2 separate regions of the Homo sapiens genome follow, and region 2 is linked to region 1. A link is an interaction called in ENCODE POLR2A ChIA-PET data of the cell type or tissue named here. Cell type or tissue: PC-9. All regions are shown on one strand. Each heading gives the region's core, and the rest is flanking DNA. Links, peaks and the distances in the headings are about the cores only.

Region 1 (5,380 bases), core at 257-5,256:
TTGCTTTTTTTCACTTACATCTTGGAGAGCACTTAAAAAAATTATTTTGGAATAATTTTAGATTTATAGAAAAGTTGCAAAACTAAGAGTAGTACAAAGAATGCCCATATATCCTGTATCCAGAGTTAACTGTTGTTAGCATTTTATGCCATTGTTTGATCATTTGTGCCATTTTTCCTATCTGTCTACCTACCTACTTGTGTATCTGTGTAATTTTATTTCTGCGTCATTGATTATAAGTTATATCCATCCTGACCCATTACTCCTGAGTACTTTAAAAGACTAAAACAAGGTAGCTAGGTAATGAAAAAATAAGCCAAACAAAACCAGAAACAATCTAAATGTCTATCAACAGGAAAATGGAAAAAATGTGATATAGTCATATAATGGTACAGTAAACCACTATGAAAATTCATGAACTGCAGCTGCAAGCAACGTGAATGAACCTAAGAAACATTATATAGAGTGTGAAAGGCAAAGCTCAGGCTAGACGTGGTGGCTCGCCCTGTAGTCTCAGCTACTAGGGAGGCTGAAGTGGGAAGATTGCTTGAGCCTTGGGAGGTCGAGGCTGCAGTGAGCTATGCTCATGCCACTGCACTCCAGCCTGGACGACAGAGCAAGACCCTGTCTCAAATAATAATCATAACTTTAAAAAAAAGGCAAAGCTCAGAAAACTACATACTATGGTATAATACTGTCTTTTTAAAAGGCAAGTTAACAATGAGCAAAATTCAGTAAACTAGTTACCTCTGGAGGCAGAGACAGAGGGATGGGATAGGGAGGAAGTATACTAGTAGATACAACCATATTGGCAATGTTTTAGTTCTTAAGTTGGGTAGTGGATTCATAGGCATTTATTATTACCAGGCTTCATAGCTTACAGATATAGTATATGTATTCTTTTGCATTTTTCAGAATTTTAAAGGCAGCTAAAGGATGTTGTCTAAATAGAATTTATAAAAGAGAGGAGTAGAAGACAGTATGTCATGCATGATTTGTTTGTATATGTCTTACATCCTTAACTAAAAGTGTAAATTGAGCATAAAGACCGTATTTAATGCTTCTATTTTATTATCTATATTATAGATTCTATAAGACCTACTATAATTCCGTCTACAAAATAAGGACTCAGTCTGTGTTTATTGATTACATGATTTGAAATAGCTATAAAACAGTAAGTTTAAACACTATTTTCAGAAAAATTCAAATTGATCTGTTGGGGAGTTTTTCTCACATAGGTAGGAAATTTCTAGACTGCTTCTGATATATTTATTATACAATATATCAGAAGGCCACTAAATAGTGGCATTTGGTTAAGAGAAATTTAAAGAAAAAACATTCTATTAAATTTTAGTGGTAAATATATAAAGGATATAACTTCTGCTTGTTAGCAAGGACATTTAAAAATAAGAGTTATGGGTGTGTCAGTATCATTCATATGAAAAAGTTAGCAGTTCATATTCTTACCAGTATGCTGAAACCAACAGTGAATTACTCAGGCTAGAAAATGTATCTGAGGCTACATTTATATTTCTTTTAGAATCATACCTCATGTTTGCTAAGTGAAGCTGATAATTTTGTGTGGATTACCTGTGATTTTGTTTCATCCTGGGCCAGTATGCCCCAGTACCCAGTATACCTGGGGCTTCCCTCACCTGTCCCTCCCAGGAGGAGAGAATGGGAACCTGGTGTTACACTAGCCTAAACTAAACCGAGTAACGGCAGAGGTAAATCTGCTGCAAGAGTAATCACATGACCCTTCCAAAATCAAATAGAAATTATTTTGAGATTATCTAGTCTTCTCGATACCATCTTTTAAACTTCATTACCACAGATATGTGAAATTGGAACATGGCTATGCAACAATCAGCAGAGCGTTTGGAGAACAGGCACATATTAAGGAGGACTCCAATAGGTTTTTACCAGCTCTGATCCTGGGGCCAAAACAAATTATTATCTCCTGTTCAGTTGGCAAATCCTCATTGGTCAGCAGTTCATAATTTTGTATTTGTTCATAAGGTTTGTGTTTGTCTGTACAAGTTGACAACGCGTTTCTAAAAAGGCCTCATCCTCAGGGCCAAGACTATATTTCACATAAAGCAATGTGTTCACCACAAACTCCCAGAAGACTAGATTTTGAACACAAAAAAAATTTTTTGTGGTTAGGCATGGTGGCTTACGCCTGTAATCCCAGCACTTTGGGAAGCTGAGGCGGGAGTATCCCTTAAGCCCCAGAGTTTGAGACCAGCCTGGGCAACATGGTGAAACTCTGGCTCTACAAAAAAACACAAAAATTAGCCGGGCGTGGCGGCACCTGCCTGTGGTCCCAGCTACTCAGGAGGCTGAGGTGGGAGGATCACCTGAGCCCAGAAAGTGGAAGCCGCAGTGAGCTGTGATTGTGCCACTGCACTACAGCCTGGGCGACAGAGTGAGACCCTGTCTCAAAAGAAAAAAAAAAAGTATTTTTTCTACTACATGGTAGGTTTACTGTCATTAAGAAAAGTCTAGCAGATTAAAAATGCAAGGTGAACTATTTATGCATCATGATACATGTGGAATTCATTTTATTCTTTTTCCATAAATAATTACAGTGCTTTGTCATTACTTCTGATAGTTTTATTCCTTGTTAATTCTCCTTTGTTATGGAGAGTCTTGATAACAGTTTGGTTTAACAGGTGCACTTTGCATTAGCTTTTTCTCAGTTGAATCTGCCTCAAAACAACAATAAGAATAAGTAAGGGTGAGGCACTGCACTCTTTTTTTTTTTTTTTTTTTTTTTAAATAGCTGAGCAGGAAGTTTGCCTCTGACAGGGTATTGTAATCAGGTTTATCACAGGAGCCTGCTGTTGTGTAACAGAAACTCTAGCCTGTCCTTACCTGTCTTAAAGTATTGCTTCACGAAGGAAAGTAAACTCGCTGTAATATTTGTGAAATTCAATAAAATGCTTTCCCAAGCACTCCGTTTTTAATGCATGCTGGAACAATTTATTGTAGCTTTGTGGTCTTTTAAAAAACATGTTAAACTTGTGATTTCTTACTATTGTAATGAAATGGACCTGTATCACTCGAGAAGCCCTGTATGTCACATTTATTATTCCTTTTAGACACATCCTCAGCCAAGTGTAGTAAATGTCCACACTCCCTCCCTGCTTCCCTCCCTTCCTTCCCTCTTTTTTCAAGAAGAGGAGGTTTGTGTTGCCTTCAGATGACTGTTGATTTAATTGACAGGCAGCTTTTCTTCATTGTGTGCTTTTTGCTATTGCTCACAAAAGTGCATTCACTATTCTATAGTATGTTGAAACTTTTAAATGGAAACGGCTTTTCATTAACAAAGGAAGCATTTTCTTCCCCCCTTCCATGCCTTAGCTTTCTCCGCTAAGTCTTGGCTTCTTCAGCAGCTGTACCTCCACCAGAAATGACAAAAGGTGCAATTGTGCTAGGAGATGGCGATGAAGATATGCCAGTGGAGTTTTGTGTGTGGGCTGCTGGGGACTGTTTTCCTTCTGTGTTTGGTTTTGTTTTATTTTTGTTATTCCAGAAAGTTGAGAGCACATCTAAAAACCAAAAAAAAAAAAAAAAAAAAAAGCTTTAAAAACCCTTTTCAAACCTTTATCCCAGCTGAGCTTTCTTTCCATTAAGTTGTTCTGTTAGTATTTCAGTGGCCCCTCTGTCTTAATAACAACAAATCTGGCAAAACTCACTTAAAGCAGAGGGACATGGAATACAGAGAGTGTTGATGTGGTTTTTCTTTTTCTAAGCAGGCCATGAGAGTCTGAGTCTTCCTGCCATTATCCTGACTTAAGAGCAGAGCAGAGCTCAGGAGAGGAGATAGGTGTGCAAATTAAATTTTAGTCTTTCCAGCCATCTCCTTTTTCTGAGTTGTGATTCCTGAGCCCAAGTAGATAGCCAGTTCATTTCATTTACTTAAATTAATTTGGAGATAACCCTCTTCTCCTTTTTCTGCCTCTGCCTCTTCTGCTGCTTCATTTGTGACTCAACTTTCTGGAGTATGGTGCTGACTTGAAGCCCTATTTACTTCTAGCAAAAATCTTTCAGTTTACCTGGTAGAATAAACTGAAAATCTAGTACCTTTCAGGGGCACCATCTCTTCACAGCATACCAAATAATCAGATCACTGATTGAACCAAAGTATTGGGTCTAGATATACTTGTCTGTATTAGATACAATTTATTCTGTCAGTGACTTAAAATAGGGCTACTTCTATCTTTTCAGCCTTGATTTTCTTGATATATTTTAAACCTACAGATCAGTTTAAAAATAGATAATATGTAACATAGATACTATTCTACCACAGTCCTTGGCAGTGTTTCTCAGTCCTCTCAAGAATTAGTCATTTCATCATCCCTCACTAGACGCAGCAAGAAGGGATAAAGAGGAAACTGGAAATTTGTTCTGAAGTACATCTCCAATATTTTGAATGTTGATCAACAGCATTCTGATCTTCTCCCTGAATGAGTAAAAAGAAAAGATGTAATACTGGGTCAGCCAAACCCACTGCGTGGCACTTAGCCAGGATGATTCATTTTGCTTGGAGCAATCTTACACCCTTTGTGAAACTGGGTTTCTTTTGGTTGAAGGAAGAAAAAGACTCGTCCAGAGCTGTCAGTCACTTCTTAAGCACCTTCAAATGAGGGCCTTATTGGATTGTTTTGATCTGCCCAGAATCTTCAAACCTGACTCTAGATTTGTTCACCTTCTTACTCTGTAGGCCACATGTAATGCTTGGGATTTTTTGTACAATCTTTATTAGAATAATAACCTGACAGGTTTCAAATCTACTTGAGGGAAGTTGAAGTGAACATAATGATCAGGTTCCCTCATTTCTACTCTTCCCTCCCAGACAGCATGAGGGAGAGAAGCCAGCTGGTGTTTTCTTGTGTTCCTGGCCCACTTCCCCCAACCCCCCACCCCGCCCCCAGCTACCATCATCTCAGCCTCACTGGAATGTGTATGTGTGCTTCTCTTTCCAAACTTGGAGAGTAAAACTATCTGAGCACTTCCTCCTGTCTACAAGAAAAGTAGCCTCTGCATTTTATTTTTTGTTTCCTACAACCGGCATATTCTGTTTTCTGGGGATCCATAGCAATTTCATTAATCTCTAGAGGCTCTCAGGCTTTAGTATGCATAAGAATATCCTGGAGAGCTTGTTTAAACTGCAGATTCTTAGACCCAGTGTCAGAAATTGATTCAGTTAAGTATAGTGTGGGCTCTAAGAAGATGTTTTTCGTAAGCATCTTGCAAGTGATTCTGATGGAGATTACGCTTTGAGCAGTGCATTATATAAGCCTTATCTCTATGTCTGTCTTTTGTTATTCCACCTTGTTCCACAGAAGATTTGAGGTAGAATTAGCAGATAACC
Region 2 (5,380 bases), core at 243-5,242, 140 kb before region 1:
CCTCCCCTGGGAATAATTGGAAAAATGATTCCTAAGCTGTCAGGAGAAAATAAAGAAACCATAGCGACCGATTCGCAGCCTCTCCTAAATCAGCCAAATGAGAAATAGATTTGGAACCACCTCTGGAGGGGGCGGCTAACATCTCCAGGAAGGCGACAACCATAGATTGTGTTTCAGCAGGCGGGGAGGGGCAAGGCTGGGGGTAAGCTGCCGAAAGCCCGCCTCAGCCACCCGCTGTGCTTCCAGTCCCTTCCCTGGCTCAGGGCTGGCTGGAAAGACAGAGACGTTTCATGCGGGGCTCCGCAGATGGCAGGCGTTCCACACCCATTCCCTCACTTCTCTGGAAATAGCCCCGGGAAGTAGGCAATGTTACTGACTCCGTGTCACAGACCAGGAAATGCAGACCTGCCTTGGCCGCAGAGCTGGTTCATGGGAGGGGGATGGAGCCAGTTCTCACGCTGACATTGGCCTGGTCCCCACAACTGTGCCTTTTCTGTTGTGTCCCCAGAATTTTAACATTCTCCAGCCAGACACAGGCCAAGACCGACAATGCTTCACTTGGTGAAGACCATTTTCTGTTCCTCCAGCAGCCTCCGTGACCTCGGGTGGGCCATTCGGTCAAGTAATCCTGAATTTACCTCCCAGTAACATTGTGTCTTTGAGCCGTCATCAGGCTTCTTTCAGGGTAGACCCACGGGACTGTGTAGAAAAGGGCTTGAAGGAGGAGATTTGTGCCGGAGCCCCTGGTGCTGTCAAAGTCAAATAAAATATACAGACAAATCTCTAAGTTTAAAATGTTTTATTTGGGGAGCAAGAATTTCAGTTTGGGGCATACACACAGACTGGGTGGTCTTCAGTATGTCCAAAGAGCAAAGAGAAGGTTGTAGGTTTCATAAAAATGAGAAATGTTATGGATTGTTAGGAAAGCAAGTTCATTAGCACTAGCAACGTTTTGGGGATCCGGCAAGCTCTGATTGGTGAGTGGGTGAAACTAGTCTTAGATTTCCGCAGGTTGTTTCTGTAGCTATTAGATCAAACCGGTTTCAGGTTGCAACACTTGTTCCAGCAGCCAGGGTTGGAGACAGTTATACTCTTGGAGCAATGTTACGTGGTCCAAGTGCTTTTTCCTGTGGTCTCATAACTCTGCTTGGCTATGACAACAGTGACCTTTGTATGATCAACTTTCACAGTGGCCACAGGAGAAGCCAGATTTGAGCCCATGCCCATGCCTTCTGGCTGGCTTTCTCTCCCTTGCTCCTGGCAGGGCAATGCAGGGTGAGTGACAGAAGTGGACTCAGCTACAGGCAACATTGAGTGATCTAGGTTCCAAGTATGGCACTTTATCCGTTGTCTTATCAACATAAAGATACAGCGCTTTGAAATTTTGTCAAATTCAGGTTTGAGCAGCCTGATGCAGAAATTCCTGGGTCAGGGACTCCAGGGCGGGGATTTGGAGGGGTGAGCTGGCTGCAAAGTCTCTGGTCAATGTGGGTTCTGGAAAAGAAAGAAAGAAGGAAGGGAGTCTCCTCACTTCACCTCTCTGGTCTCTCCAACAGTGTCCACCGTTCTGAGCCCTCAGCTGCCTGTAGCTCTTTACAGAACAGACCCCACCCTGCTTTGTATCCAACTTTGTATCCAGCATCTCAGATGTTGCCACAAGGGGCAAAACCAGGGGTTGGGTGACTCCCTAGCCAGAACTCCAAGGCTACACATAGCTATTTAGACAAAAGAAGTGTGCTTATTTATTTGCTTTAGGATGCAATTTCATGAGTGACATTTAGCATTTGTTGAGCCCCTATGTTTACAAAGTGCTTCCACCCACATGGTCTCATTGGACCACCTGTGAGGGAGCACAATGTGACCTCCACCTTAAGGACTGAGTGTGGGAGTTGACCAGGAGCCCAGGACTGTCCAACTCCTATTCTAGGGGGTTCTTTACATCCACAGAGGTTTTGAAACCCAGGAGCATGCCTTCCGGAGCACTTAAATTGCATTTGATGTTTAATGACTCTTATTTACTTATCACAAATACAATTTTTAGTGATACGAGAGCCAAGTCACAAAGACTAGATTAAACATTACTCTCTTCTGTTGCATTGGCTTCTCTACATCATGGTAACAGGTTGTCAGGTTCAACTGCAGCATTGCTGTTAGAGGCAAAGGTAGGCAGGAAGCTCATTCTTGCAATCCCTAGAACTTTAGTAAAAACTCAAAGATATCTATTTTTCTAACCAGATACTATTAGCTTTATTTTGCATCCATTCATTTACTGAAGCCTACATGTGTTTCAGTAACTATGCTAAAAGATTCTGTTTGTCCCTATTTAAGGGCACTCTTAGTTCAGTGGGAGTTGGTGGCAGTGGCAGATATGTACAGTTACAAGGTGATGCAATGACAGTGACAGGCAGAGGGAGGTCTGGGAGCACAGAGGGGAGGCACCTAATCCAGCCTGGTTATATCAGGGAGGGCTTCTTGGAGGAGGTGACATCTGAGTTTCTCAAAGGAGAAGGTAGCCAAGGGAAGGAAAAGAAGATGCAGGAAGTAGAGAGAGGCTGTTGAAGGAACTGGGGCACGGGAGCATTGGGTACTCAAACAAGGAGTGGTTTGCGGAGACGGACCTTAGGGAACACAGTGGATGTGGGAAAAGCTCAGCCCAGCCCTCTGTCATGGGTTTTGTATGCTGAGCCACTGGGAGACTTAAAAAAAGAAGACCTTTTATAAAGAGCAGTTTTAGGTTTACAGCAAAATTGAGCAGAAGGTACAGAGAGTTCCCATAGAGCCCCTGCCCCCACCAGAGTTGTACATTTGTTACAATAATAAGCTTGCATTGACACATCATGTTCATCCCACTGGAAGATTCTGAGCAGGGAAAACATTTTCACATTACCTTTTACAAAGTCTTCTTCCTGGCACTGAGTCACAGTCGTTTTTAAACAATTAATGGTGTAGGTTGCTACTTAGCATTTCCCCAGAGCAAATGTTTCTATGATCTCCAAAAGACAGAGGATATGATGTCTTCTTGCCCCACCCTGTAGATCTGTAAACCTAGAACAATGGCTGGTCATAGCAGATGCTTAGAAAGTAGAGGAGGGTAGAGGCGGGAGGAAAGCAGGGGTAGAAAGAAGGACTAGAGGAGGGTAGAGGCGGGAGGAAAGCAGGGGTAGAAAGAGGGAGTAGAGGAGGGTAGAGGCGGGAGGAAAGCAGGGGTAGAGAGAGGGAGGGAGAAAGATAGCCACAAGGTCTCTTGTGTATTTCAGAAACATCATTCTGGCAGCAAACAGAGGAAAGATGGCAGAGGGTGTGGCTTGTGGTCAGGGACAGTTAGGAGACTACTGTCATGCTCCAGGTGCAAAGCGCAAGTGGTCTGAGTAGGTGGCCGCGGTGGAGAGAAGGGGACATCGAAAAGGTGGGATCTACCCCACCAGGTGCCTGAGGGTGTGAGTGCAGTAGAAAACCACTGGGAAGTTTTCAAGGCCCAGGCCCAGCTCTCAGTCTTCTCTGAACCATCGAACTAGAGGGAGAGTTTGTAAGGACTCCAAAGGGAAAGAGAACACGGGAGGGAAGGAGGGTTGGGGAGGGTCAGGTAGGATGCTTAAGGTGGATTGAGTTTGAAATATACAAGCTAAGAAAAATGTCAGATGGTTCTTGTTTATTGTCTAAAGAGTAGAGGGGAGAAAAACAGAAAACAGACGTTTATGTTGTTGAGTGTTAGACAAAAGGCCCCACGTCCCCTGCTTCTGAGTGAGAATGACGATGTGCTGTAGGATGACAGGGCCCTTTGGAGGTTCTGTCTGCAAGATAATCTGTTTGCAGATGAGCTCCAGGCACGGGGAAGGTGCGTGGTGTCAGTGTGGCTTGCTGAACTCACAGCAAGCCATTTCAGGGATGCTGGGACGGAAGCCGCCCTCCCTTTCCTGCCTCTGCTTCCAAGTTCTTTCTCTGCAGCCCTGTCAACGCGCCGCCTTTGCTTCATAGCACATCTCCTAATGGGCTCTGGCGGTGCTGAGGCAGCCTTCATATTCCATTTGTTCCTTGGATAATAAGCTTAGCCTCGAAGCCAAAAGAGAAAGCCCTGATGACTATTAAATACACATGCACGGGGCTGACTGCTCCCCAAAACCCCCAGCTGGACATCGCACCAGCTCAGCAAGGCCATTTGCATCCAGGCAAATGGCCCTCAGTGACTAATAGAAATCCACCTCTATCTTGGCAAGGAAGGCCTTCAGCATGCAGCATTAATTTGGTTTGCACAGTGGGATGGAACACATCTTTAGTTCCTTTTAGGGAACTGACTTACGCTTTCTCCAAAGGGTGCTTCCTGGGGGCTCCCAGACATTGGAAGTGCTGGGTGTAACTCGTCTCAGGGGCTCCCTAGTCCCAAGCACAATCTGCCTTATTTTTTTTTTCCAGTTTTACCGCTCAGAGAGGATTGTGATGACGAGGTCACCTGGATCCTAATAACGCTTCAAGTCATCATTAGGGATTGATGCATTTGGCCTGGCATGGACAGCACCGCTGCAGCTCACAGCCAGAATGATTCTGTCTGGCTTCCCCCTCCACACCAGAAGTCTGGAAATGCAGCCTGTTCTTTTCCATTTGGAGTCCCGGGATCTGGGTTATTATTGCCAAAGGCAAAGGAATGAGTTTCTAGAATTATAACTTGGAGGAGCAATGCACCAGGGAGTAAACCTAGGAAGTTTCCAGAAAGCTAGAAGGTGATTATCTCCACAGTGTACTCTGAATGTGAAAACCCAACTAACAGAACATTCAGACGTAAGTGCAGGACTCCTCAGCCTGTCTCCACCAGGACTTTTAGTCAGTCTAGGAGGGCAAGAAAGATCACTTCAATTTTAGGATCTTACTGCACTCTTGGGGCAAAAATAAGCCTGTGGCCTTCGGGGGTCTCCAAGACACCTGCTCAATAAGGATGTTTAGTCTCAACCTCCAGAATGAACTAGGCTCAATTCAAATAAAATTGGTGAGGACCCACTAGTGCCGGGTGGGAGGTGACTAAGGTGGGTACAGGGGAAGGGATGTCCTCAGTCCTATGGTCATGGGCTTGCTGGCTGGGCCCTCACCCCAGAGAGCAGTCGCCCAGGGGCTGCAGCACCAGAAGGCCTTCCCCACTGTTAAAGCCTAAGGCCTTGTCCGGGAAGACTAAGGCCTGGAGGAAATCACCTGGCGAAGAACTGGGACTAAAGGGCTGTGCTTTGTGCCAGGATCAGGCATTTTCCAGGTTTTCTGAGCAGATCGTGTGGTACATGGGCAGGGCCAGCACATACGGTTGTGCATGTTGTCCACTGTGCAAGGACATCCAGCTGAAAGGTGAGCGAGGGCTAGATTCCAGCATGCCTGCCGCTCACCACACTGTGTGCCCATG

Evidence for each region. Peaks named below come from ENCODE experiments on the same cell type or tissue, not always from the same donor. Only the 100,000 strongest peaks of a DNase experiment are listed, where the experiment ranks them.
Region 2: POLR2A ChIA-PET joins it to region 1 with 14 read pairs; 2 of 35 experiments call an interaction of 5 or more read pairs at or near these places.

The regions. Positions count from the first base shown.
Region 1 is chr2:9,893,058-9,898,437 of GRCh38, forward strand. All of the region lies in intron 8 of TAF1B (TATA-box binding protein associated factor, RNA polymerase I subunit B), which reads left to right. Among named protein-coding and RNA genes, the nearest start is that of TAF1B, 52 kb to the left of the region's middle. In PC-9, for the core only: no CTCF peak of the experiment used is centred there; DNase peaks (open chromatin) are centred at 2,844, 4,514 and 4,944; H3K4me3 peaks cover 689 bases; H3K27ac peaks cover 4,211 bases.
Region 2 is chr2:9,757,806-9,763,185 of GRCh38, forward strand. It overlaps LOC100996549 (a long non-coding RNA gene), which reads right to left. Exons shown (of 3, transcript XR_241267.4): 3 at 785-1,494. Among named protein-coding and RNA genes, the nearest start is that of TAF1B, 83 kb to the right of the region's middle. In PC-9, for the core only: no CTCF peak of the experiment used is centred there; no DNase peak of the experiment used is centred there.